Linked DNA regions of Homo sapiens: region 1 is linked to region 2. A link is a loop called in an ENCODE intact Hi-C map of the cell type or tissue named here. Cell type or tissue: transverse colon. All regions are shown on one strand. Each heading gives the region's core, and the rest is flanking DNA. Links, peaks and the distances in the headings are about the cores only. Region 1 holds the start of LOC124903619 (peptidyl-prolyl cis-trans isomerase CYP95-like). Region 2 has its middle 35 kb from the start of SSTR5.

Region 1 (9,861 bases), core at 1-5,000, 130 kb after region 2:
ATGCTGCCCCTGCGAGTCTCTGTCTGCATCCCCTCCGCACTCTCCCATCCGCTCTGTGGCGCATAGACACTGTGGTGGTGTGAGTCATGTGATCGTTGTCATGCTGGGCAGCGGGTGGCCTCTGTCCCATCCAGCATCCTCAGAGCCCAGGAGGGAGCCCGGCCTGTGGGGTCTCTGGGGCCCTGGGATGTGACCTTCCATTGACAGACGCGAGCTGTGGGCAGTTTCCAGCAGCCACATTCACGGTGGCCTCACCTCTGAGAATAGCACTGGAATGGCGACCCGCATCCGCATTCTTATGCTGGGTTTCCAGTGCGAAGAATCCGTTGGGCCCCCACGTGTCCCCCGCATCCAGTGGCGGAGCTGCTGCCTTATCCTGGGACTGCGAGGGGCTGACCGGTGTTGGTTCCGTGTGGACCCACCATGACCTGCCTCTGCATCCTTGCCTGGCTTCCATGCCCATCTGGGAAGGACAGGGCCAGAGGGAGACACTGCCTCACATGGAGGCTGGGCTGCCTCCCCAGTGCTGCCTCCCCAGTGCTGCTCCCCCAGTGCTGCTCCCCCAGTGCTGCCCCCCCAGTGCTGCCCCCCCATTGCTGCCTCCCCAGTGCTGCCCCCCCAAGTGCTGCCCCCCCAGTGCTGCCCCCCCAGTGCTGCCCCCCCAGTGCTGCCTCCCCCAAGTGCTGCCCCCCCAGTGCTGCCCCCCCAGTGCTGCCTCCCCAGTGCTGCCTCCCCATGCTGTTTCTGGGCTGGGAAGAAGGTGAAAGCTGTTTTCATGCAAACCTATGGGAGGGGAAAAGCTTCCCCCAAAGTCTGCCGGCAGCATGTGTGCAGGGCGCATTCTCAGATGTCAGGTCCGTGCAGCGTCCTGCAGGGTGGCAGGTGGCGGACCTCAGAGCGGGGCCTTTCCCTCCAGGGCGAAGGGTGCCGAGGTCACAGGAAGTCCCGACCTAGGCCCTGGGTCCCACGCCAGAGCTCCCACTCCTGCAGACCTGACCTTGCGTGTCGATGTTGAGACTAATACGTGCGGGCTGGTGTCTCTCAGTAGCAAGATCAGCCCTGTCTCAAGGACCGTTTCCATTAAACTGAGTTTCTGAAATGATTTCTTTGTGAAATGTGTGGCTTCCATTAACTCACCTTTGGTATGTCTCGTTGTTTTAGGATGGGAGTCCCAGCTTCTGGAGACGGGGTTCCTGGGGATCTTCCTGTGCCCTCTGTGGACGCTGTCAAGGCTGCCCCAGCATACCCCCACATCCCGGATTGTCCTGTGGGGCTTCCGGTGGCTGATCTTCAGGATCATGCTTGGAGCAGTAAGTGGAGCTCTTCTGCGTGGTGTTTGGGGAATAACGGTGGCTCTTCTAACCTGTGAGGCTTCTAGGAGAGGTGAGGCTGTTTCCTTCCTCCCCCGCCGCCCTCTGTCCTCCTGTCGGCCTGGCCTGGCCAGCTGCGCACTCTTCTGCCCCTTCAGGGGCCTGTGTTTGAATGCTGGGGACCGGCTGGCTTTTCCCGGGCATGCTCATGATCCCTGTTTCTGGGACAGAACCACACCTCTGAGTCTGTTTCAGGAGGAGACTCAGAGAGGAGCACTGGACGCCCTGCTTCCCCCACCAGCCCTCCTGAGCTTCCCCCACCAGCCCTCCTTTGCTTCCCGGAGTGTCCGAAATATTTCAGAGCTCGTTTTTAAATGACAGAGTCTCAGGCCATGGTGGGCGCGTTGGCAGACATATTCAAGGGTGAGGGAGGTATGAGACCCGCCGTCCTGACGCTCAGGGAAAGCGCGGCCTCCTCATGGTCTCTTGGCTGCGTCCTTCCTCCCGGGTGCTTTGCCTGCTTGGCTTTGACGTCTCTCAGGACGACCAGACTGTCCAGGTTCCCTGCTGAGCCCCGGGGTGGGGGTGGCGGGTTCCCTCCTGGGCCCTGGTGTGGGGGCGGCGGGCTGTGCGTGCTTCCTGCCCAGCCAGGGGCTGCTCATCTGCGTCTGCCCTGCAAACGGTGAATCACATGCCAACCCCCTGTTCAGCTTCAGTAATGTGACCTCTGAGTTCACAAAAACACGATGTGCACTTTAAAAGCAGGAGCGACGTGGTCCTTTTGACGTCTGCCACACTGACCAGAGCTACGCAGCTCTCACCTGCTCTTCCGCTTCACGTGGTTTGGTAGTAAGATTTTCATTTTGGGCTGGAATGATAAAATCTTCATGTTTTTGTGTTGGAAACCATGTCGTACAGATATGCTCTCTGAGCATCTGTTTGCTTAAGTGTTTCGTGGAGGATTCGCTGAAGACGTACGAAGAGTTGGGCACTGCCCCAAGGAACTTGTGCCTGCCCCACCCGACAGCGCGCTCACGCCAGGGCCACGGCCAGAGTGTGCCGCCGTCTCGGCCACTCCTTCAGTCCGGAACGTTCCTCTTCTCTCCCTGGCCTCGAGGCGTGGCTGCCGTGCCTGTGTTCAGCTTCAGGTCATGCCGCAGGCAGGGGCCCGAGTGCTGGGCGGCTCCTCCCACCCTGTCCCCCCGGGGCAGCTGCGGACACTTGGGACACCCAGTCCTAAGACAGCACTGGCCACGGACTCAGGAAGCGATGACTCCACGTGGTTTGGGGTATCATGTAGCATGAAGTGTGGCTCGGTGTAGCGTGTAGCATGGTTCAGTGTAGTGTGTAGCGTGGCTTGCTGTAGCGTGTAGCATGGTTCTGCATAGCGTGGCTTGGTATAGCGTGTAGCGTGGCTCTGTGTAGCGTGGCTCAGTATAGCGCATAGCGTGGTTCTGTGTGGCGTGGCTCGCTGTAGCGCATAGCGTGGTTCTGTGTGGCGTGGCTTGGTGTAGTGTTTAGTGTGCTTTGGTGCACTGTGAGGGGCTGTCTGGGCCCATTCCTCACCGTGTGTTCCCTGCATCGTAACGTCCATGTCTGGGCATAGCTCTTCTTTCCATCTCGTTCAGCTCGGGGCTCTGTCCCCCTGTGGCTCCCATCTTCCCCAGCGCCCTCCTTTTCCCTCCCCCTCACTCACATCCCTGCGTCTCACCTTGCGCCAGCCCTTAGCCAGTGCTGCAGAAACGTCAGCCATGCATGGAGTGAACTGGCCATTTCTTGAGGTGCTCCCTGGTGGTATGCGAGCACCTAATTCCCTTTATTCCTTTTCTGGGAGGGTTACATGGCCTCTCATGATGAGCACTTGCCGGGGTTGGGAGGGGTCACTGCAGGCTCAGCTGCACTAGCAGGAGACCCACAGAGAGGGACCTCAACACCAGGGCCCCTCTCACCCCCCAGGACAAGGTGTCCAGAGGGTTGTCCCAGGCAGGGAGCCTCCAGCTTTCCTCTCTGCCCTCTGTGGCATGCCAGCTTCAACCCAGGTGTTCCTGCCCCAGCCGCACGGGGGTGGTGGGCACCCGTCCGCAATGTCACTGCATACCTGTGGATGGCGGGCACCGGGGCATCCCTGACAGGTTGGTTTTCTGGGGCTGTGGGGAGTCTTGGGTGCTTACTCTAGGTCCTCACTGTTTTTACTGTGTGAACCCTGCGGGCTGGCTCCGCCTCCCAGGAGCCGCTCCCGCATGCTGCAGCCTGGTGACCTCTGGGCTGGTGAGCTCAGCCTCTGTCCACGAGGCCAGGTGTCTGGGGAGGGCACTGGAAGCAGCTGGAGGCAGCAGGGCCTGACCTGCCCCATCCCCTCGAGGGCACGAGCAGGCCCCCAGGGCTTGTCAAGGGCCAGGGCCTTCCCATCTCTGCCTCCTTGCCTGGTCGGGTGTGCTCGGGGCCATGGCACAGCGGGAGGGAAACATGGGTGGGTGGGGTCTTTGGAGAGCTTTCTGGACGTGGTGTCGGGCAGGGTCCTGGCTGAGGGGTGCGTGAGTGGCTGCAGACAGTTGGCCATGGCTTGTTGGAGGAGGGCATAGCTGCAACCCGGCATCCAGATCGCGCAGGAAAGTGGGATGCTGTCTCCGGGTTTACTTTTCCATTTAATTAGAAATACTAGAGATGTTTCCATGGCTCCTTTTAATGGAACATTGAAATTCTTCATTGTCTCCAGCCAGAATACAGATATTCTCACAGGCTGTGGGTCCTGATCTTTCCAGGGCTTAGTTTTAGGTTCCACCCTCTGCTGGCTTGAATATGCACAGATGTGGATGCAGCATTTCCAAGGACTCTGTGGACAGCAGCCGGGTGGGGGAAGCGCTGTCAGGCCGAAGCCCTGGGAGAGAAGCAGAGCTCCAGGGAGAGGAGCCGGCCCCGCAGAGGAGCCGCCAGGCGGTTGTATGCAAAGCTCCTGGTGCCAAGAGTTGAACAGCTCCCACAATGCCTAGTGGATGCAGGGACTCATCTGCTCATGGGAAGCACCTTTTATGGCATTTTGATTGATTGCTAGTGCCAGCTGGAGAAGAAATTATCAGGTGCACTAAAAGGTATAATTACTTGATAGACTCCTGTGTTGGGTGTGATTAATGTTCCTTTGGTGGAAAGCAGAGGGTGAGTTGATAAGAAAGTGACAGCAGCAGAGTGTCCACCTGCTGATGAACCACCCTGTGGACAGAGCCGGCTAGGAAGGCACGCACACCCCTTCCCCCGCTCGCGCACTTGGGTCACAACCAGCGCCGCACCGTCAGCTTGGCGGATTCACTCAGAAACCAGCACCTGTGGTTCTGTGGCCTGGAGGGTTTCAGATGCCCTAACCACTGGGTTCCTCAGAGCCATCTCAGGGGGAGCCCCGTGGCCCTCCCGATGAGGGTGCCAAGCAGAAGGGAAGGAGAAGCCACAGCCTCTGTGCCCGCCGGAGCTGGACGTCAGCTGCAGGCCTCAAGGCCACCACACAAAATCAGTTGTATTTCTTTTTTTTTTTTCTTTTTGAGATGGAGTCTCGCCTTGTCACCCAGGCTGGAGTGTAGTGGCACGATCTCGGCTCACTGCAAGCTCTGCCTCCTGGGTTCACGCCATTCTCCTGCCTCAGCCTCCCGAGTAGCTGGGACTACAGGAACCTGCCATCACGCCTGGCTGATTTTTTGTATTTTTAGTAGAGACTAGGTTTCACCGTGTTAGCCGGGATGGTCTCGACCTCCTGACCTTGTGATCCACCTGCCTCAGCCTCCCAAAGTGCTGGGATTACAGGCGTGAGCCACCACACCTGGCAAATCAGTTATATTTCTATATGCTGGGAGAAAATGTCAAAATGAAAATGTTAAGTATAGCATTTATAATAACATTCAGAACCATAAAATAGGAAATTTTAACAAAAGAAATGCAGCCTGTATGCCTCGAAAGATAGCACACATTGCTGAAAGTAAGGAACACTTCAGTAAATGGAGAGGTATACCATGTTCATGAATCAGTCTTCATATTGTTAAACTGTCCATCGTCACCAATTTGAGCTATAGATTCCATGACATCCCAAGCAATCCCAGAAGGATTGTTTTTTCCAGAAACAGATAAACTGACTCTTAGATGTATATGGAAATGCCAAGGACCTACATAGCCAAAACAATTTTGAAGAAGAATAAAGATGCAGGAGGAGTCACACTACTTGATTCCAGGATTTACTGAAAAATGATCGTAATGAAGACAGTGTGACACAGGTGTGTGGAGGGTTCCCTCGAGGGACAGAACTAACAGGAGAAATATATATATAAAGGGGTTTATTGAGTATTAACTCCACGATCACAAGTCCCCACGATAGGTTGCCCGCAAGCTGAGGAGCAAGGAGAGCCGGTCCCGAGTCTCAGAACGGAAGAACCTGGAGTCCCATGTTTGAGGGCAGGAGGCGTCCAGCACAGAAGAAAGATGCGGGCTGGGAGGGTAGGCCCGTCTCCCCTCTTCTCCTTTTTCTGCCTGCTTTATATTCTCTGGCGGCTGATGAGATGGTGCCCACCAGATTAAGCTTGGGTCCGCCTTCCCCAGCCCCCTGACCCAAACAGGAATCTCCTCTGGCAACACCCTCACAGACACACCCAGGATCAGTACTTTGCATCCTTCAACCCAATCAAGCTGACACTCAGTATTAACCATCACAAGGCGTGAGGACAGATAGCTGCATCCGCAAAATAGAGAACCAAGAAATAGTCCCACACCAAAGTCAGGATCAAATGATTCCTGGACAAGCCACCAAGTCAATTCAACTGAGAGAAAGAAGCCTTTGCACCAGTTGGTGCTGGAAGTTCTGGATATGCACCTGGATAAGTGAACCCCCCTCCGTCACCACACACAAACGTTAATTTGAGATGGATTGCAAACATAAAAGCTAAAACCATTAACACTTCTTGAAGGTAACATAGAATATTTTGTAATGTTATGATAGGCAAAAGTCTCTTAGGACACACAAAAAAATTAACCATAAAAGAAGAAAATGGCTGGGTGCAGTGGCTCACACCTTTAACACCAGCATGTTAGGAGGCTGAGGCAGGAGCGTCCCTTGAGCTCAGGAGTTCAAGCCCAGACTGGGCAACATAGTGAGACCCTGAAAGAAAAAGAAACAAACACATACATTGGACTTCCTCAAAATTAAAGTCTTCTGTTCTTCAAAAGACACCACCGAGAAAATGACAAGGCACAGATCAGGAGAAAATATTCACAATGCCATTATGCCTGACAAGGAACCTGTATCTGGAATACATAAAGAATTCATAAAGTTCAATAATAAAGATAATTTGATTTTTTAAAGAGGGAAAGGATTTTAGCAGGCACTTCACAAAAGGAAACATGCAAATGGCTCTCACGGCACTTGAAAAATCCCTCAGATGCACTGGCTATTAGGGAAATGCTGAGCGTATCTACATTGAGACAATTCCTCCCCCCAAGAACAGCTGAAATTAAACTGAGATACTTCCTCCTCACAAGAACGGCAGTGCAGAAGTCACCACCACACAGCAGAGACGGGCGTCCTGTGGGCAGTGCAGAGTTCACCACCACGCAGCAGAGACGGGCGTCCTGTGGGCAGTGCAGAGGTCACCACCACGCAGCAGAGACAGGCGTCCCCACGGGCAGTGCAGAGGTCACCACCATGCAGCAGAGACAGGCATCCTGTGGGCGGTGCAGAGGTCACCACCACGCAGCAGAGACAGGTGTCCTGTGGGCGGTGCAGAGGTCACCACCACGCAGCAGAGACAGGCGTCCTGTGGGCAGTGCAGAGGTCACCACCACGCAGCAGAGACAGGCGTCCTCACAGGCAGTGCAGAGGTCACCACCACGCAGCAGAGACAGGCGTCCCCACGGGCAGTGCAGAGGTCACCACCACACAGCAGAGACAGGCGTCCTGTGGGCGGTGCAGAGGTCACCACCACGCAGCAGAGACAGGCGTCCTGTGGGCGATGCAGAGGTCACCCCACGCAGCAGAGACAGGCGTCCTGTGGGCGATGCAGAGGTCACCACCACGCAGCAGAGACGGCCGTCCCCACAGGCAGTGCAGAGGTCACCACCACGCAGCAGAGACAGGCGTCCCCACGGGCAGTGCAGAGGTCACCACCACACAGCAGAGACAGGCGTCCTGTGGGCGGTGCAGAGGTCACCACCACGCAGCAGAGACAGGCGTCCTGTGGGCGATGCAGAGGTCACCCCACGCAGCAGAGACAGGCGTCCTGTGGGCGATGCAGAGGTCACCACCACACAGCAGAGACGGGCGTCCCCACAGGCAGTGCAGAGGTCACCACCACGCAGCAGAGACAGGCGTCCCCACGGGCAGTGCAAAGGTCACCACCACACAGCAGAGATAGGCGTCCTGTGGGCGATGCAGAGGTCACCACCACGCAGCAGAGACAGGCGTCCTGTGGGCGGTGCAGAGGTCACCACCACGCAGCAGAGACGGGCGTCCCCACAGGCAGTGCAGAGGTCACCACCACGCAGCAGAGACAGGCGTCCTGTGGGCGATGCAGAGGTCACCCCACGCAGCAGAGACAGGCGTCCTGTGGGCGATGCAGAGGTCACCACCACGCAGCAGAGACAGGCGTCCCCACAGGCAGTGCAGAGGTCACCACCACACATCAGAGACAGGCGTCCTGTGGGCGATGCAGAGGTCACCACGACGCAGCAGAGACAGGCGTCCTGTGGGCGATGCAGAGGTCACCACCACGCAGCAGAGACAGGCGTCCTGTGGGCGATGCAGAGGTCACCACCACGCAGCAGAGACAGGCGTCCCCACAGGCAGTGCAGAGGTCACCACCACACAGCAGAGACAGGCGTCCCCACAGGCAGTGCAGAGGTCACCACCACGCAGCAGAGACAGGCGTCCCCACGGGCAGTGCAAAGGTCACCACCACACAGCAGAGACAGGCGTCCTGTGGGCAGTGCAGAGGTCACCACCACACAGCAGAGACAGGCGTCCTGTGGGCAGTGCAGAGGTCACCACCACGCAGCAGAGACAGGCGTCCTGTGGGCGATGCAGAGGTCACCCCACGCAGCAGAGACAGGCGTCCTGTGGGCGATGCAGAGGTCACCACCACACAGCAGAGACGGGCGTCCCCACAGGCAGTGCAGAGGTCACCACCACGCAGCAGAGACAGGCGTCCCCACGGGCAGTGCAAAGGTCACCACCACACAGCAGAGATAGGCGTCCTGTGGGCGATGCAGAGGTCACCACCACGCAGCAGAGACAGGCGTCCTGTGGGCGATGCAGAGGTCACCACCACGCAGCAGAGACAGGCGTCCTGTGGGCGATGCAGAGGTCACCACCACGCAGCAGAGACGGGCGTCCCCACAGGCAGTGCAGAGGTCACCACCACACAGCAGAGACAGGCGTCCCCACGGGCAGTGCAGAGGTCACCACCACGCAGCAGAGACAGGCGTCCCCACGGGCAGTGCAGAGGTCACCACCACACAGCAGAGACAGGCGTCCTGTGGGCAGTGCAGAGGTCACCACCACGCAGCAGAGACAGGCGTCCTGTGGGCAGTGCAGAGGTCACCACCACGCAGCAGAGACGGGCGTCCCCACAGGCAGTGCAGAGGTCACCACCACACAGCAGAGACAGGAGTCCTGTGGGCAGTGCAGAGGTCACCACCACGCAGCAGAGACAGGCGTCCTGTGGGCAGTGCAGAGGTCACCACCACGCAGCAGAGACAGGCGTCCTGTGGGCAGTGCAGAGGTCACCACCACGCAGCAGAGACGGGCGTCCCCACAGGCAGTGCAGAGGTCACCACCACACAGCAGAGACAGGAGTCCTGTGGGCAGTGCAGAGGTCACCACCACGCAGCAGAGACGGGCGTCCCCACAGGCAGTGCAGAGGTCACCACCACACAGCAGAGACAGGCGTCCCCACAGGCAGTGCAGAGGTCACCACCACGCAGCAGAGACAGGCGTCCCCACGGGCAGTGCAGAGGTCACCACCACACAGCAGAGACAGGCATCCTGTGGGCAGTGCAGAGGTCACCACCACGCAGCAGAGACAGGCGTCCTGTGGGCAGTGCAGAGGTCACCACCACGCAGCAGAGACGGGCGTCCCCACAGGCAGTGCAGAGGTCACCACCACACAGCAGAGACAGGAGTCCTGTGGGCAGTGCAGAGGTCACCACCACGCAGCAGAGACAGGCGTCCTGTGGGCAGTGCAGAGGTCACCACCACGCAGCAGAGACGGGCGTCCCCACAGGCAGTGCAGAGGTCACCCCACACAGCAGAGACAGGCGTCCTGTGGGCGATGCAGAGGTCACCACCACGCAGCAGAGACGGGCGTCCCCACAGGCAGTGCAGAGGTCACCACACTGAGCCAGACTGTCCTCGGCCTTCCCTGGGTTGAGCACCGGATGAAAACCATGTGCTTTGAGCCCTGGAAAGACAATCAGCCCAGCCAGAGCCAGAGCCTGAAACAGGCAGCCCCCAGGGCGCAGCTGCAGGAAGCCGCATCCTCTCGTGGGCTCCAGCAAGGCGGGGGACGCTGTGTTCCCTCAGTGG
Region 2 (15,511 bases), core at 5,043-10,042:
TGTGTCAGAATGAAGCTCGGCTGGGCCTGGCGCTCCCTGGGCCCCCAGAGCAGGGTGGATGCGAAATCGTCATGGCGGCAGCGGCCCAGCCTTCGGCAGCTCGGTGCCTACAGGGGCACAGGGCCAGGGTGGAGCGGACTGTGTCTGTGGAGGGCCGGCCAGCAGCACTCTGGACCCAGCGCCGGCCGTGGCGGCTCCTCTCTGGCCCTGTGTGAGCTTCCAGCCACTCCCCAGGCCTCAGCGCTGCCACATCTGGGTGGGACCAGGTCTGGACCCCACCGTCGGCGGGGCCCCTCAGCACAGCTGTGAAGCTGCAGCCCCAGCCACGGCCACGGCCAAGCGGGCAGGGCTGAGCAGGGAGCACAGGCGCCTTCAGGCTGCAGTCCCTGGCTCTGGCCCTCACTTTCCATTCTGAGCAGAGCAATCCAGGCGGCTTCCCGGAGGTGGTGAGGAGCCTTGGGAGGCTGACCAGAGCCCAGGGGGCCCCACTTAGCAGACGAGGAAGCTGAGGCCCAGCCCTCGCCTGCAGTGCGGACGCCCTGGCCCACCCAGGCCCCTCTGTCCCTCCCTGGAGAGGCTTCTGTGCCTCCCAGCTGCCTGGCAGGGCAGGGTCTACGCAGGGCACCCACAGTCCAGTGGCCGGGAGAGGCCGGAAGCCTTGGCTCTGAAAGCGAACCCCGCCCCTCCAGGCTCCTCCCGGCCCCACCCAGCCCTGGGCCTGGGAGGCCAAAGAGGCCACCTGGGGCTGGCGGCTCCGCTCGGGGCTGTGAGCACCATGCCAGCTGTGGGGCTGTCCGGGGGCTTGGGGAAGCCGGTGTTAGGGGGTGCAGCTCTAGGTGACTGAGAACACTCAGCCCGACGACGCGCGGACGCCCCTCGCGGAGCCACAGGCAGTGCCTGACGCCACTGGGCGCCGGAAAGGGACGTGTAATTTACCGATGCCGGAACCAGGCTCCGGGCCACGTGAGGGCTTCCTCCAGCACCAGCTCAGGGCCACCTCCTCCGGGAAGCCCTCCTGAGGCCTCTCCCTCTCCTCCCTGGGCTCCCAGAGGAGCCTTGGAGCAAGGAGGCCAAGGGAGAGGAAGAGGCCCGGAGCTGTCCTGGCCCCACCTCGGCCCCCCAGGCGGCCCCGGGCGGGTGTCCCTGTGCTGGGGACACTCTCGTTTCTGGGCCGCATGGGGCAGGATGAGCTTCTGGGCAGTGCCGCCCGGGAGACCCCGCTGAGCTTCTGGGCAGTGCCGCGTGACTCCCGGCAAGCGGCAACCCCCTCTTCCCCTTCCCAGGCGCCAGCAGGCCGGCCAGGGGCGTGGGGGCGGGAAGGGGGTGGGGCAGGGGAGCGAGGAGCCCAGGGGTCCCAGGAGGAGGGCGGGGGGCTCCCTGCCCGTGGTTGCCTGGCGTCTGTCATGATGAGGCCGTGCTGCTAGAACGTGGCACAAATCGATTCTCCCCCAATTTCTTCCAGGGCCAATCTGGAGACGGATCAGACCAGGAATTCCACAGCCGGCAGAGCGGAGCCAGGCTTAATGCCGAGAAAACCGGCGCCCCCGCCGCCGCCGGCCCAGGGCCCCACTCACAGCCGGCGCCGCCTCCCGAACACCCTGATGCCCCGCTGGGGCCCTGAGGGTCCCCGCCTGCCTGGACCACAGCAAAGCGGCTGAAGTGGCCAACTGCCCACTGCCCCCAGGCCTGGGAGAGGCGGGAGCTGGGCCTGGCGGGGACCCCGCTGTCCATTTAGGACAGGGCTCCCCCAGGTCTGTGGACAGCTGCCCAGAGCTCCCTGCCGGCCGGCTTCGGGCTACGGAGGGTACCAAGCCATCGCTTGTCCCTGACTGTCTTCCTGCACGGTCCCTAAGACCCACCCGAGGGGTCCCTGACCACCCCCCAGAACGGCCCCAAGGCTGACCCGAGGGGTCCCTGACCACCCCCCGGAACGGCCCCAAGGCTGACCCGAGGGGTCCCTGACCACCCCCCGGAACGGCCCCAAGGCTGACCCGAGGGGTCCCTGACCACCCCCCTGGAACGGCCCCAAGGCTGACCCGAGGGGTCCCTGACCACCCCCCTGGAACGGCCCCAAGGCTGACCCGAGGGGTCCCTGACCACCCCCCTGGAACGGCCCCAAGGCTGACCCGAGGGGTCCCTGACCACCCCCCTGGAACGGCCCCAAGGCTGACCCGAGGGGTCCCTGACCACCCCCCTGGAACGGCCCCAAGGCTGACCCGAGGGGTCCCTGACCACCCCCCTGGAACGGCCCCAAGGCTGACCCGAGGGGTCCCTGACCACCCCCCTGGAACGGCCCCAAGGCTGACCCGAGGGGTCCCTGACCACCCCCCAGAACGGCCCCAAGGCTGACCCGAGGGGTCCCTGACCGCCCCCCTGCACGGCCCCGGTCCTCCTGCTGCTCTCAGCCGCCCGTGCTCATGCGCAGTTTTGCGAACTCAGCATCAGGCACATCCTGTTTTGTGCTGAGCCAGCTCCAGGCGTCCCCTCAGGCTGTGAGCTGCAGACCTTCCAGGCAGCTCAGCCAGGTGTCCTCCAGTTCCGTGAAAGGCTCTGCTGGCCGAGGGGCGGGCAGAGGGTTGGGCTTTCCAGGGAGGCAAGGACCGGGCATCCTGGGGCCGTGGGGGCAAACGTGGCCTGGGCCAGGGTCTGACCCCCAAGTGCTGACTGGGGAGCTGCAGGCTCTGGAGCTGGAGCAGCACCGGGAAGGGGCGGGATGGGGATGGGCCGGCCTGGACTTCGGTGGATAAACCTTCCTCCCACTGTGGCACCGTCGATGCAGAAGGGAGGGTCCTCCCCACAGTGCTCTGGCTCGAGGCAGCCACGTGGCGAGGTCCTAGTGTCCACGCCACCCGCCCCACCCCTTGAAGGCTTTCTCCTTGGTGGGCTGGCCCTGCCTGCTTCTCTGCAGCCCCCACCTCCCTCCCAGCTCCAGCGCCACCGGTAGTGTCCACGCAATGCCCATTCCTGCTGCGGGACCGTTTTAGTTGCTATTCCTGGAATTCCTCCACCCTAGATCTTCGCTCGTGAACTCCATCTCATCCATCAGACCCAGACAAAAAGATCACTTCCTCCAAGAAGCCCTCCCTGACAGCCACCTGTGCCTACATCGTGTGGTTTTCTCAGTAGTGCCTGTCCCTCACAAAAATGACCTGGCGTGTGTTTTTGCCGCATTGTCAATCCCTCCCTGCCTTCCAGTGTGTACTGCTCTTAAGCTCCACCCACCATGGCCCATCCTGGTGCCTGACACCCTGGAGGCATGCAGTGAGTGTCTGCCTGCAAAGCAGCAAATGAGTGATTATTAGAACTCCCACCCCGGCCAAAACTGAAAGTAGAGAAGCAGCCCTCAGGTTACACGATCCCCCACATCTGGCACTCAATTCTTTTCAGGGAATTAACCAGCTGTTTTGGGGTCACGCATACCCAGGCTGATTACAGCCATTTTTGTAGGTTGATTTGAGTTGATGGAACAGAACAGAGAGTTCAGTAATGGACCAAGCAGATGGGGCAGTTGGCGCACTGGGGCTCGGTGGAGGAGGGGACAGACCCCACAGTGACCACACCATGGGGATGACTTTCTGTCCGTCACATACACATAGAGCTAGATCCCTACCTCACACCAAGCACAGATGGAGTTTTGCTCTTGTTCACCAGGCTGGAGTGCAATGATGCCATCTTGGCTCACTGCAACCTCAGCCTCCTGGATTCAAGGGATTCTCCTGCCCCAGCCTACTGAGTAACTGGGACTAGTCACGCCTGGCTAATTTTTTGTTGTTGTTGTTGGTAGAGATGGGGTCTGCCTATGTTGCCAGGCTGGCCTCAAAATCCTAGGCCCAAGTGATCCCAGGGTGGTCCATGAAGCAAGTGTGCCCTAGGCCTGGCACCCAGGGCAGAGGTATCCCAGGCCTTGCCCTTCCCTGCTGGAGCTCCCAGGCTGCCAGGGGATGGGGAACCAGGACAGAGCCCAGGAAAGAAGGCCTCAGAGGATGAGGATCCAGTGATAACGAGAGGGGGACCCTTGGGGAAAAGTGGGAGCTTGGGAGGTGTCAGGGGAAGGTGGGAGCTGGGGGTCTGGGGAGGAGGTGGGAGCTGAGAGTCTCAAGGGAAGAAGGTGTGAGCTGGGGGTCTTGGGGAGGAGGTGGGAGCTGGGGGTCTGGGATGAGGTATGAGCTGGGGGTCTGGGAGGAGGTGTGAGCTGGGGGTCTGGGAGGAGGTGTGAGCTGGGGGTCTGGCAGGAGGTGGGAGCTGGGGGTCTGGGAGGTGGGAGCTGGGGGTCTGGGAGGAGGTGTGAGCTGGGGGTCTCGGGGAGGAGGTGTGAGCTGGGGGTCTCGGGGAGGAGATGTGAGCTGGGGGTCTGGGAGGACGTGTGAGCTGGGGGTCTCGGAGGAGGTGTGAGCTAGGGGTCTGGGAGGAGGTGTGAGCTGGGGGTCTGGGAGCAGGTGGGAGCTGGGGGTCTCGGGGAGGAGGTGTGAGCTGGGGGTCTCGGGGAGGAGGTGTGAGCTGGGGGTCTCAGGGAGGAGGTGTGAGCTGGGGGTCTCAGGGAGGAGGTGTGAGCTGGGGGTCTGGGAGGAGGTGTGAGCTGGGGGTCTGGGAGGAGGTGGGAGCTGGGGGTCTGGGAGGAGATGGGAGCTGGGGGTCAGGAGGAGGAGGTGTGAGCTGGGGGTCTGGGGAGGACGTGGGAGCTGGGGGTCTGGGCAGAGGAGGGTCACAGAAGCAGGACATGACTTGGGACAGGGCAGAGGCTTGTGCAGGCACAGGGCTGGGAGCCGGGCCACATTCCCTCCTTGGTGTGGGGTGAGGGGCACCCCAGCTTGGGGACAGGGGCGCTGGCACTCAGGCAGCCCCGACGTTGTCCTGGGTTCACTGTGCTGGGGCGGGGGCTCCTACTGGGGCTCTGTGGTCCCACAGCCAAAGCCCCGCTTTCCTAATCACACGTTGGGGCTTCGGCAGGAACCTCAGCAGGACCTCGGGGGGACCTCGGCAGGAACCTCGGTGGGGACCTCGGTGGGGAGCTTGGCGGGGACCTCGGGGGGAACCTCGGGGGGGGACCTCGGGGGGAACCTCGGGGGGAACCTCGGCGGGGACCTCGGTGGGGACCTCGGGCAGAACTTCGGGGAGAACCTCGGCGGGAACCTTGGCGGGGACCCTGGCGGGAACCTCGGGGGGAACCTTGAGGGGGGATCCTCGGCGGGGAGCCTCGGCGGGAACCTCGGGGGGGATCCTCTGGGGGGAACCTCAGAGCCGAACCTTGGGGGGCCCTCAGGGGGGAACTTCGGGGGGGACCTCGGCGTGAACCTCAGCGGGGCCAGGCTTGTGGCAACTTGGGCCTGGCTGTTCTCTTGGAAGGACGTTTCCAGCCTCTGGGCCCCAGAAGACCCTGGCACGTCCACTGCCCTCACTGGAATGGGACCACCTCCACCTCCCGGGGCCCCAAGGCCCGGGTCCCGGGCACAGGTCGCCTCTTTCCTCCTCAACGTTTTTTTTTTGTTTGTTTAGTTTTTTGTTTGTTTTTTTGTTTTTTTTGCCCTTAAGACCCAAAGACAGAGGCTTCACCACGTTCAGGTAATGAAACTGGCTTTTGTGAGACTTGCGTCAGACCAGCTGTGTGACTTTGGCTGAGCTACGTAACCTTTCTGAACCTTATCTCTGGGCTCCCGTGAGAACTGAGAGTGAGGAAGGCCCGGGGCCTCACAGGTGAGTGTCTCACCAGGTGTGAGAGCTGCTTCCCGCAAGGTCCAGCCTGCGAGGGTGTGGGCTGCCCAGGGCTCCATGGGGCTTAAGACCCCAGACTCGAAGGCAGCCTGGTTTGAGTCCCGGCTCTGCTGCACTCTGGTCCTGACATGGGGGGACATCACTCGGCCCCTGCCTCAGTTTCCCCATCTGGAAAGGGAGGTGCCAGCCGTAGGTGCTTCAGCAGCCCGTGGTGGGGAAACCTGGACATGGCCCCACCTTGGAGTTTTAGGGGCAGGGAGCAGGATGTCTGGAGAGTTCCATGAAGTTCTGGGACCCAGCAGATCCCCGAGCATGGGCAGGGCTGGAAAGACTGGGACAGGCCCTGGGCAGTTTCAGGGTCCCTGGATGGACGGAGCCTGGAGCCAGGGCAGTCAGCGTGTGCATGTGTGTGTGTGTCCACCTGCGTGTCTCTGCACGTGTGTGCGTATGACTGCCTGGGGGCGGGGACTGAGGGGACGCTAGCTGGGGTTAGCACCCCTTTCCTGCCAGTGATGACAGAGTGGCAGGGCCAGGGGTCCTAGAGAAGGTCCCAGCCCCTGGTTCAGAGGGAACACTGAGACCTAGGTGGGACCAGGCCGGCCCCAGGGATGCAGCCGGGGTGGGCCGGTTCCTTCTCTCCATGCAGGGCTGGGCTGGAGGCACAAGCTTCCAGAAGCGACAAGGAAGTAGTCTGGGACACCTGCCTGCCTCTCGTTCCGCAGCAGGGATGGTGCCACCCCCTCAACCCGGCCTGATACACGCAGAGGACAGACATTCCCAAGCAGCCCATGGCTCTGCCTCCCTCTGAATCTGCCTGGTACCCATTCGAACACTCAAGGCTCTGATAAGGCCTGCACTGACAGGTCCAGCTAGCGCTGCGTAACCTGTATTTCCCCGGGTCATTTGGCTAGAAGCCCTTTATCTGGAAAATCCTGAGGGACCTTCAGAGGACCAGGTTGTAGTTCACACCAAGAAGCAAGCTCCGTGCGGCAGAGCCCAGGGGACTCAGGGCCGTGCCTGGTGCAGTGCAGCCCCCCGGGGGGCTCCGTGAATGAGCGCCTGTGTGAATGGGTGAGTGAGTGGAATTCACAAGTGGAGCATGAAGGCTGAGTGGCTCTTCCGGCCCCAGACGCGGTGCGAACTGCCTGTGTTGCGGGGCCGGAAGCGGCAGGGTAGATTCTGACCGAGGCTGCTTCAATGCCTGGCGCCCCTGAGGACGGGGTCCCAGGAGAACCCCCGGCGTGGGCTGCAGAGCAACTCCCCCGAGAAGCCGCCCGGGAGCTCACAGGCGACCAGGACATCGTCACGCAGGGACAATGCCAGGGTCCGAGCGGGGCAGCTATTGAGGGAACTGCCCTCACCCTTGGTTGAGTAAATGAAAGAACGCTGGTGCGTGTGATGGGCTACGGGGTCAAGCAGACGTGGGGCGCCCCTGAAAGAGCAGCCGGCGACGTGAGGCTTCGTGGAAAGAAGCCCCCAGGAGCCAGGGCTGGAGCAGAAGGCAGGGTGGTGGGAGCGTCAGCCTCTGCTGCTGCCGTGGGCTGAGTGTGTCTCCCCAGAGGTCCCAGCCCTTGGCACCTCCGCATGTGACTGTACTTGAGGACAGGCCGTTAAAGACACAATTCTTTTAAAACGAGGCCTTCCGGGGGCCTAATGCAGCCTCACAGTGCCCTTCCAGGGAGCAGAGGGCTGGAGACGCGCACACAGAGGAGAGGCCTGTGGGGACCTGGGAAGGCGCCATATGTGAACCAGGAGGAGACGGCGGGAGAAGCCCACCCTGGTTCACAGGCTCCAGTGCGGTGAGGGGAGCGATGTCTGCTATGTGAGCTGCCCCGTCTGTGGTATTTTGTTTTGGGTGCTCCCAAATGCAGCTGCTTTAAACAATTGAAGACCTCGCTGTCTCACACGGCCTCTGAGGTCTGAGAATCGAGAAGGGCTTGGCTGGGTGGTGTGGCTTAGGGAGACATTACCATCAAGCTGTCAGCCAGGGCCGAGGTCACCTGAAGGCTGGCCTGGGGCTGGGGGAGCCCTACCTGGGGTCCACCTTGCCCTCTTCCATCAGTGCTGGGAGTCAGGAGGTCTTGGCCCCTACACATGGCCCCTCCATGGCGCTGTCTGGGCCCTCCCGACATGGCTGCTGGCTTCCCCAGGTCAGGAGGCAGAGGCTGAGCCCCCTCACAGCAGTTACCCACTTCATGGGCCCAGGCCTGACCGGGACCGGGACCTTCCTGGCACTACCAGCTCAGGATCTGTCCCTACCTCTGATTTCGGCTTCTTTCAGCCACAGGCCGCAACTGGCAATTACCAAAGACAAACCACAAACAACTGTACGTAATCTCCTGAATCCCCAAAGCGGCACGGGAGGGCTGGCAGTCTCCAGGCGGATCCCGTCCCAGCCGCAGGCTCCTCCTGCCCCCGATGAGCAGCCTGGGGCACCCCCCTCCACCCCACCCCCCACGAGCGGCCCCAGGCACCCCCCTCCACCCCACGGCGTCGGGATTCCTGGCTCCCTCCTGATTTGGGCAACTCTAGGATTCCGGGATCATCCTGGCTGGGAGGCGGCGGGTGCTTCCTTGGAGCGGGCGAGGAGGGAGTGGGGCCTCCTAATCACCAGCGTGCTGAAGACCTGGCTCCAGGACACGGAGGTGGGGGGCAGGGGATACAGGTTACAGGCTCCAGGCTCAGGAGCTGCCGAGCACCATCAGCTGAGCGCTGAGATGAGTCATGGCCGCAGGGCCACTTCCCTGCATGTCTCTGCCCGCTGCTGCCTCGGCTGGCTGCCCACACACGGGGCTCCTGGCCCCTGGGGAGTGACAGCCCCGTCCCAGCTACAGTGTGTCCCCTAAGCTTTGAGGTTCCTAGGTGGGGGCAGGGACTCCCTGACAGAACCCCAGGTAGGATACCCTGGGCAAGAAACCACACTGACCCCTGCGCTGCCCACAGCACACACAAGGAGAGTCCCTTGAGGAGTGGGGGACAGATCAGGGTGGAGCCAGTGTGGGCAGGACCCTACTGGGGGGATGGCAGGTGGGGCCCCACGGGAGCGCTGGACCGCAGGGACATGGGACGGCGTGGGCCGCTCTTGGGTGCAGTTCATTGCCCTGGAAGGGTGCAGTGGGAGAATCACCATCTGGGGGTCTCTGGCTCTGAAGATGGAGCCTCCACCAAGGCCCCTCGGGGGCAGAAACTGCAGAAACCCACATCCAGGACAGGGCACAGTGCCAAGCTCCCCCAGGCAGTGGCCCCTCAGGCCCCTCCCCGGGGAACCCCTCCTTCACAGCACCAAGCTCCCAGGGCTGTGGTCCCTCACGCCCCTCCCCGGGGAACCCCTCCTTCACAGCACCAAGCTCCCCCGGGCGGTGTACCCCACGCCCCTCCCCGGGGAACCCCTCCTTCAGGGATTCCTCAGGCTGGAGGGGGAGGAAGAAGGCTTCCTGGGTCCCTCCCCGCTCCCAGACCCCCAGAGGAGCAGCCACACACAGGGACAGTACGGGCAGAGCTCATGTCTTGTTCAGCCCCGTGGGGCCCCGATCAGGGTCAGACTCCAGGCAAGGTCTCAGTGCCAGGAGCTCATTTGCAGAGGAGGAGGGAGCGACGAGGAAGCTGGCCGGGCTCTGTGCACCCGCTCCCAGGCCCTTCTGGTGACTCAAGGGCACCTCAGGCTGACGGAGCTCCTGGGGAGTCCCACTGTGTTCCCCGGGGCCTCTTCCCGCCAGGCCTTGGTGCCCTGGTGCAGGGGCAGTGACCGAGGCCCCAGTCGCAGGACTGCAGAGCAATCCCATAGGTGGAGGCCCCGCCAGGCAGCCAGGCACAGGCACACAGGAGGCACCTAATAAATGCAGACGCTCTTGGGGTGGGGGCAGTGAAGAAATTTAAGGTCCCCACCCCAGCAGTGGCCAGTGTGCCCTCCCTGCCTCCACGACTGGCCTTGGGGGGTTAATGATGGTGGTGGTGGGGTCCTCAACCCCTCAGGCTCTCCCCCTCCCCTCCTGTCCACTCACTCAGCTCCTGACAGGGCCCCGTTGTCCACTGAGGCCCATGCCAGGAAGATGGGACGTAGGCCATGTCCCTGCTCAGTGGCACCCTGGGCTGGCGGCTGTGGGGGCCTCAGGACAGGGTTCTGGCCAGGCCCATCACCTCCGCCTCCTCACTGGCTTCTGTCCACAGCAGTGGCATAGGCCAGCCGAGAACGTGGGCCCCACCACTTCCGACCTGCATGGCGCCAAGCCTCAGTTTCCCCATCTGCACCTCCAGGGAGGTTGAGAGTGTGAGAGACGCTACGTGGCTGATGCTGAACTGGCCCAGGACTAACCATGCATCCCCTCACTCCCCGTGGCCCTCCAGAACCCAGGAGCCCCTCCTAAGCCACGGTTTCAAGGCCTGGCAGTAGCCTCTGGCTCCCCACTCCTCACAGTCCCCAGACTGGCTCCTCCAGACAGCTGAAGGTCAATTCTGTGGTCGACAGCCTCAGACCCCCAGCCCTGCCAGCCCCATGAGTCTTGGAAAATAGGCCAAGACAGGGTCAGAGGGTGTCGGTCCCTGCACCCCAGGCAGCGTCCGCTTGGAACCAGGCAGCCCCAGGACTCTGCCTGTCCATCCCCTCCCCAGAGATTCTGCCCCTCCTCTGCCCAGCCCCACACTGGCTTCCAGGGCTTGAGCAGCTGGGCCGTGTGGGCCAGCATCTCAGCCAAGCCCACCCCCTCGCCACCCAGCCTGGCATTGTGGCATTGTGCCCTCATGCCCCAGCAGAGCCCCAGCCTAAGACGTTGCAGGCAAGGGGGAGCCACTCCACCTCGAACCCCCCAACCCTGGCCCAGCCACCTCCACACACCCCAGGACTCCCATCCAAAAGCCTGTCCTCTAGAGTCTGAATCTGCTTGGACCAGCAGCCATGTCTTCCCTCCCCGAGCTTTCCCCATCCAAAGGAGGGGTGAATAATTAGGTTGCTGTAAACTGGAAATGCTTTTCAGCTGCAGTGGCAGGAGCCAGTGGGTTCAGCCTCCCACCCGGAGCTCACAGCTGCAGGCTGGGCTGACTGCCTGGTGTCGGCAGAGAGGCCAAGGCCCTGGGAGGAGGGTGGGCTGTGAGGGGCTGGGGCATGACTGAGACTCCCCTCCCCTCCCATTCATTGCTCACCAAAGTCAAACATGTGGAGGGATGGACAGATGGACAAATGGACAGAGGGATGGATGGATGGATGGATGGATGGATGGATGGATGGGTGGATGGATGGGTGGATGGATGGTTGCATAGATAGATAGGTGGACCAATAGATAGATGGAAGGACGGATGGATGGACTGGTGGGTGGATAGATGGATGCGTGGATGGATGGGTGGATGAATGGATGGATGGTCAAATAGATAGAAAGATGAACCAACAGATGGATGGATGGATGGATGGATAGGTGGATGGGCTGGTGGGTGGATGAATGGATGGATGGTTGGATGAGTGGCTGGCTGGCTGGCTGGCTGGATGGATAGATGGATGGACAGGTGGATGGATGAGTACATGGATGGATGGATGAATGAATGGATGGATGGATGGATGGATGGATGGATGGATGGATGGATGGACTGGTGGATGGATGAATAGATGGATCGATGGGTGGATGGATGGATAGACTGCTGGGTGGAGGGATGGACTGGTGGATGGATGGATGGATGGATGGATGGATGGATGGTCAAATAGATAGAAAGATGAACCAACAGATGGATGGATGGATGGATGGATGGATGGACTGGTGGATGGATGAATGGATGGATAGGTGGATGACTGGGTGGATGGATGGATAGATGGATGGATGGGTGGATGGATGGATGGATAGATGGATGGACTCGTGGATGGATTAATGGATGGATAGGTGGATGGATGGATGGATGGATGGATGGATGGATGGATGGATGAGTGGATGTACTGGTGGATGGATGAATGGATGAATAGGTGGATGGATGGATGGTTGGGTGGATGTATGGATAGCTGGGTGGGTGGATGGATGGATAGATGGATAGACTGGTGGATGGATTAATGGATGGATAGATGGATAGATGGATGGATGGACTGATGGATGGATGGATAGATGGATGATGGATAGGTGGATGGATGGATGGATGGATAGATGGGTGGACTGGTGGATGGATGGATGGTGGATGGATGGATAGGTGGGTGGATGGATAGGTGGATGGATATGGATGGATGGACTGGTGGATGGATGGATGGATGGATGGATGCATGGATGCATGGACTGTTGGATGGATGGATGCGTGGATGCATGGACTGTTGGATGGATGGGTGGATGGATGGATTGATGGACTGGTGGATGGATGGATGATGGATGGATGGATAGGTGGGTGGATGGATAGGTGAATTGATGGATGGATGGATGGATGGATGATGGATGGATGGATGATGGATGGATGGGTTGATGGATGGATGGATGGATGGTTGGATGGATGGGTTGGTGGATGGATGGATAGATGCATGGACTGGTAGATGGATTGATGGATGGATGATGGATGGATGGATTGATGGATGGATGGATTGATGGACTGGTGGAAGGATGAGTGGATGGATGGATGATGGATCGATGGTGGATGGATGGATGATGGATCGATGATGGATGGATGGATGGATGGATGGTTGGATGGATGGATGGATGGACTGGTGGATGGATGAGTGGATGGATGGATAGATGTATGGATTGGTGGGTGGATGGGTGGATGGATGGTGGATGGATGGATGGATTGATGGATGGTGGATGGATGATGGATGGATGGACTGGTGGATGGATGAGTGGATGGATGGATAGATGGATGGACTAGTGGATGGATGGATGATGGATGGATGAATTGATGGATGGATGAGTGGATGGATGATAGATGGATGGACTAGTGGATGGATGGATGGTGGATGGATGATGGATGGATGGACTGGTGGGTGAGTGGATGGATGGATGGATGGATGATGGATGGATAGATGGACAGGTGGATGGATGGATAGGTGGATGGGTGGATAGGTGGATGAATGGACTGGTGGCTGGATGAGTGGATGGATTGATGGATGGATGAGTAGATGGATGGATAGATGGATGGACTAGTGGATGGATGGATGATGGATGGATGATGGATGGATGGATTGATGGATGGATGGACGGGAGGATGGAAGGATGGATGGACTAGTGGACGGATGGATGGATGGATTGATGGGTGGATGGATGCATAGGTGGAAGGGTGGATAGGTGGATGGATGGATAAATTGATGGACTGGTGGATGGATTGATGGATGGATGATGGATGGATGGATGGATGGATGGATTGATGGACTGGTGGATAGATGAGTGGACGGATGGGTGGGTGGATAAACAGTTAACAGGGCATGGTGTCTGGGAGGGCAAGACTTCAGCTCCTTTCCCTGGGATGTGGGGTTGTCTGGGGCGGAATCCCCAGCCTGGGAGTGAGCCAGTCCTTGGCCGTCACTGGACTGGTCCCGGGGGAATCACCCTGGCTCTGCCCTTGGACCTGGGGGGTGGTTCTACAGGGCACATCCCATGTAAGCGAAATGCTGGCTCTGGCCTCTTCCTGGCAAGGATTTGGAGTTTGGGGCAGCCACCTCCATCCCCTGATGCTGAGGATGATGGGCAGCAGTCCAGTCCATCTGGAAAGTCAGGGTGGACTCCAGTTTCCGTCAGCTAGAGGTCATCCCTGGGCCCTGCCTGTGTGCCCGGTGGCCCTGGGCTGAAGGGTGGCCCCCAAAAGGTACGTCATCCAGAAACTGTGAAGGTAGCGTTGTTTGGGGAAAGGGTCTTTGCCGATGTGGGTACATTAAAGATAACTAGATGAAACCACACTGGATTGGGTGGGCCCCAAATCCTCACAGGGTGACCTTGTAAGAGACAGCGGTGGGAAAGATGCAGACACAGAGAAGGCCGCGTGAAGACCGGCAGGGCTGGGGCGACACGTCCACAAGCCCAGAAACGCCGGGATGGGCGGCAGCCACCCCAGGGAGCCACTCCCTCAACCTGGGGGGTGTAGGCCCCAACCTGGGCATGTTTGCCACCCTAAAGCCCACCAGAGCCTGTGCAGCCCCGGCAGCCGGTGTGGGGGCCGCTGTGCCCGCAATCCAGGGCGGGTGGTCAGCCCCACACTGCCCACCGAGCGCTGCATTGGGTAGCTGAGGCTGGGCACCTGACCTCCCTGAGCTTCAGTTTCCCCATCTGTATGGTAGAGGCAGTAACCGGCAGAGGCAGAGCCTGGAAGCTCCCCCTGAGTCCAGCACCTGGCCGGTGCCCAAGATGGCAACTCCCCTCCCTGCCCTGCTGAGCCCTGGGCAGTCTCCAGGGAGGTGGGCTCTTCGGGAGACTGGGGTGGGGGAGACAGGGATCCCCTGAAGTTGTCTCAGCAGCATCAGGGCTCCAGCCCTGGCTCCCACCTGACAAGGAACAGTGTCCCAGACTCTGCCAGGTGACCAGTCTCGCCCTCCGATGGCCATGGTGGATGGAGGCCTCACCCCTCCTCTGAGCCCCCATCAGGGGCCCCCCAGCTTCCCTTGGTCTACATGCCTTGGGGAGGAGCAGTTGCCTGGCAGGTCCCTGACTCAGAGGCCACTGTTACCAATATTGTTATCCTGTTAACGGGAAGCCACTGTCTCCCACCCTGCAGTGGGATCGCAGCCTCTGAGCCCACTGTCCATCTGGCCTAAGGGACCACAGACACCCTCGCTGAGCCCCGGTGGGGAAAGCCGAGCCCCGGTGGCGAAAGCCAAGCCCCCACACCCAGGTCCTGGCTGAGTCCTGCCAGTGTGGCCTGCATGGTGGGCAGCCCCAGGCCCCCTCCGGCCAGCTCTCGGGTCCAGGTTGGGGGAACAGAGCCCACTGCCAGCCCCGGCTCATGCCCTCCAGACAGGTCCACAACACACGCCGGGCAGCAGAGCCAGGCGCAAGCAGCATCGGGCAGTGGCGATGCTGGGGCCTTGTGATGCGCCAGGCCCTCGGGTGCCCCCACAACATGGATCCCTGAGGGTGCCAGGCACAGAGCTCAGAGAGCAAGCCCATGGTGTGGGAACCCACGCCCCGGAGCCCCCTGAGCTCCCCAGGCCCGTTAGCCACCCCGCCCTCTGAGGTCATTTTCCAGCCGGCCCACACCCACTGGAAAGAGAGCCCAGAACCAGGAGGGCGCCCGCCTTGCCAAGCCGGAGGGGAGCCACGGGGGGGCGGAGGAGGCAGTGGGAACCCGACCAGGTGGCAATTTAAACAGGAGGCGCAGCGGCCGCCAGGGAGCGGGCTGTCAGGGGGCCTCATGGCGGGGTGCTCAGGCCGGGAGCTGGCTCCGCTCAAGGACAGGCCTCCAGGGAGGCCACACTGACACGGCGGGGGCGGGGTCTGTGGCGAGAGACGCCCGCCAGAGCCGGCAGCAGCCCTGAGCCCTCCCGTGGCCCCAGTCTGGGCCCCTCCCCCACCCCCACTTTACAGATGCGGGAGCTCATGCACGTGGAGGATCCCAGCCGTGGCGTGACCCGCGTTCAAGCCCAGTGGGCTGTGCCGTGCTGCGTCTGTGCGCAGGGCCAGCCTTGGGGACAGACCCGGAGCCGAGTGGCCGGGCCACGCATCTCTCCCGGGGCTGCAGGGAGCACGCCCCACGACAGGATGCCTTGAGATGCCAGAAATGCGTTCTCTCTCAGCGCTGGGGGCCAGACACCCCAAATCAAGTGCTGCTCCGAGGCTCTGGGGAGGACACCTCCTACGGCTTCCAGCTTTGGGCACCGCCTGTGTCCAGGAATCACGCTCATCGCTCAGGGGTCCTCGGCCAG

What was found. Peaks named below come from ENCODE experiments on the same cell type or tissue, not always from the same donor. Only the 100,000 strongest peaks of a DNase experiment are listed, where the experiment ranks them.
Region 1: it touches region 2 in a loop (25-fold over the local background); 5 of 110 quality-filtered maps call a loop at or near these places.

Annotation. Positions count from the first base shown.
Region 1 is chr16:902,380-912,240 of GRCh38, reverse strand. LMF1 (lipase maturation factor 1) reads left to right here. Exons shown (of 11, transcript NM_022773.4): 4 at 1,162-1,310. LOC124903619 (peptidyl-prolyl cis-trans isomerase CYP95-like) reads left to right here and starts at 1,317. Exons shown (of 1, transcript XM_047434995.1): 1 at 1,317-9,861. The coding sequence starts at 6,742. The coding sequence ends at 8,526. It overlaps LOC107984876, which reads left to right and starts at 8,587. Exons shown (of 1, transcript XM_047434996.1): 1 at 8,587-9,675. The coding sequence starts at 8,587. The coding sequence ends at 9,675. RefSeq lists an enhancer at 9,449-9,861. In transverse colon, for the core only: no CTCF peak of the experiment used is centred there; no DNase peak of the experiment used is centred there.
Region 2 is chr16:1,030,099-1,045,609 of GRCh38, reverse strand. No RefSeq gene overlaps it. Among named protein-coding and RNA genes, the nearest start is that of SSTR5, 35 kb to the left of the region's middle. RefSeq lists an enhancer at 7,821-8,330. In transverse colon, for the core only: no CTCF peak of the experiment used is centred there; no DNase peak of the experiment used is centred there; H3K27me3 peaks cover 4,262 bases.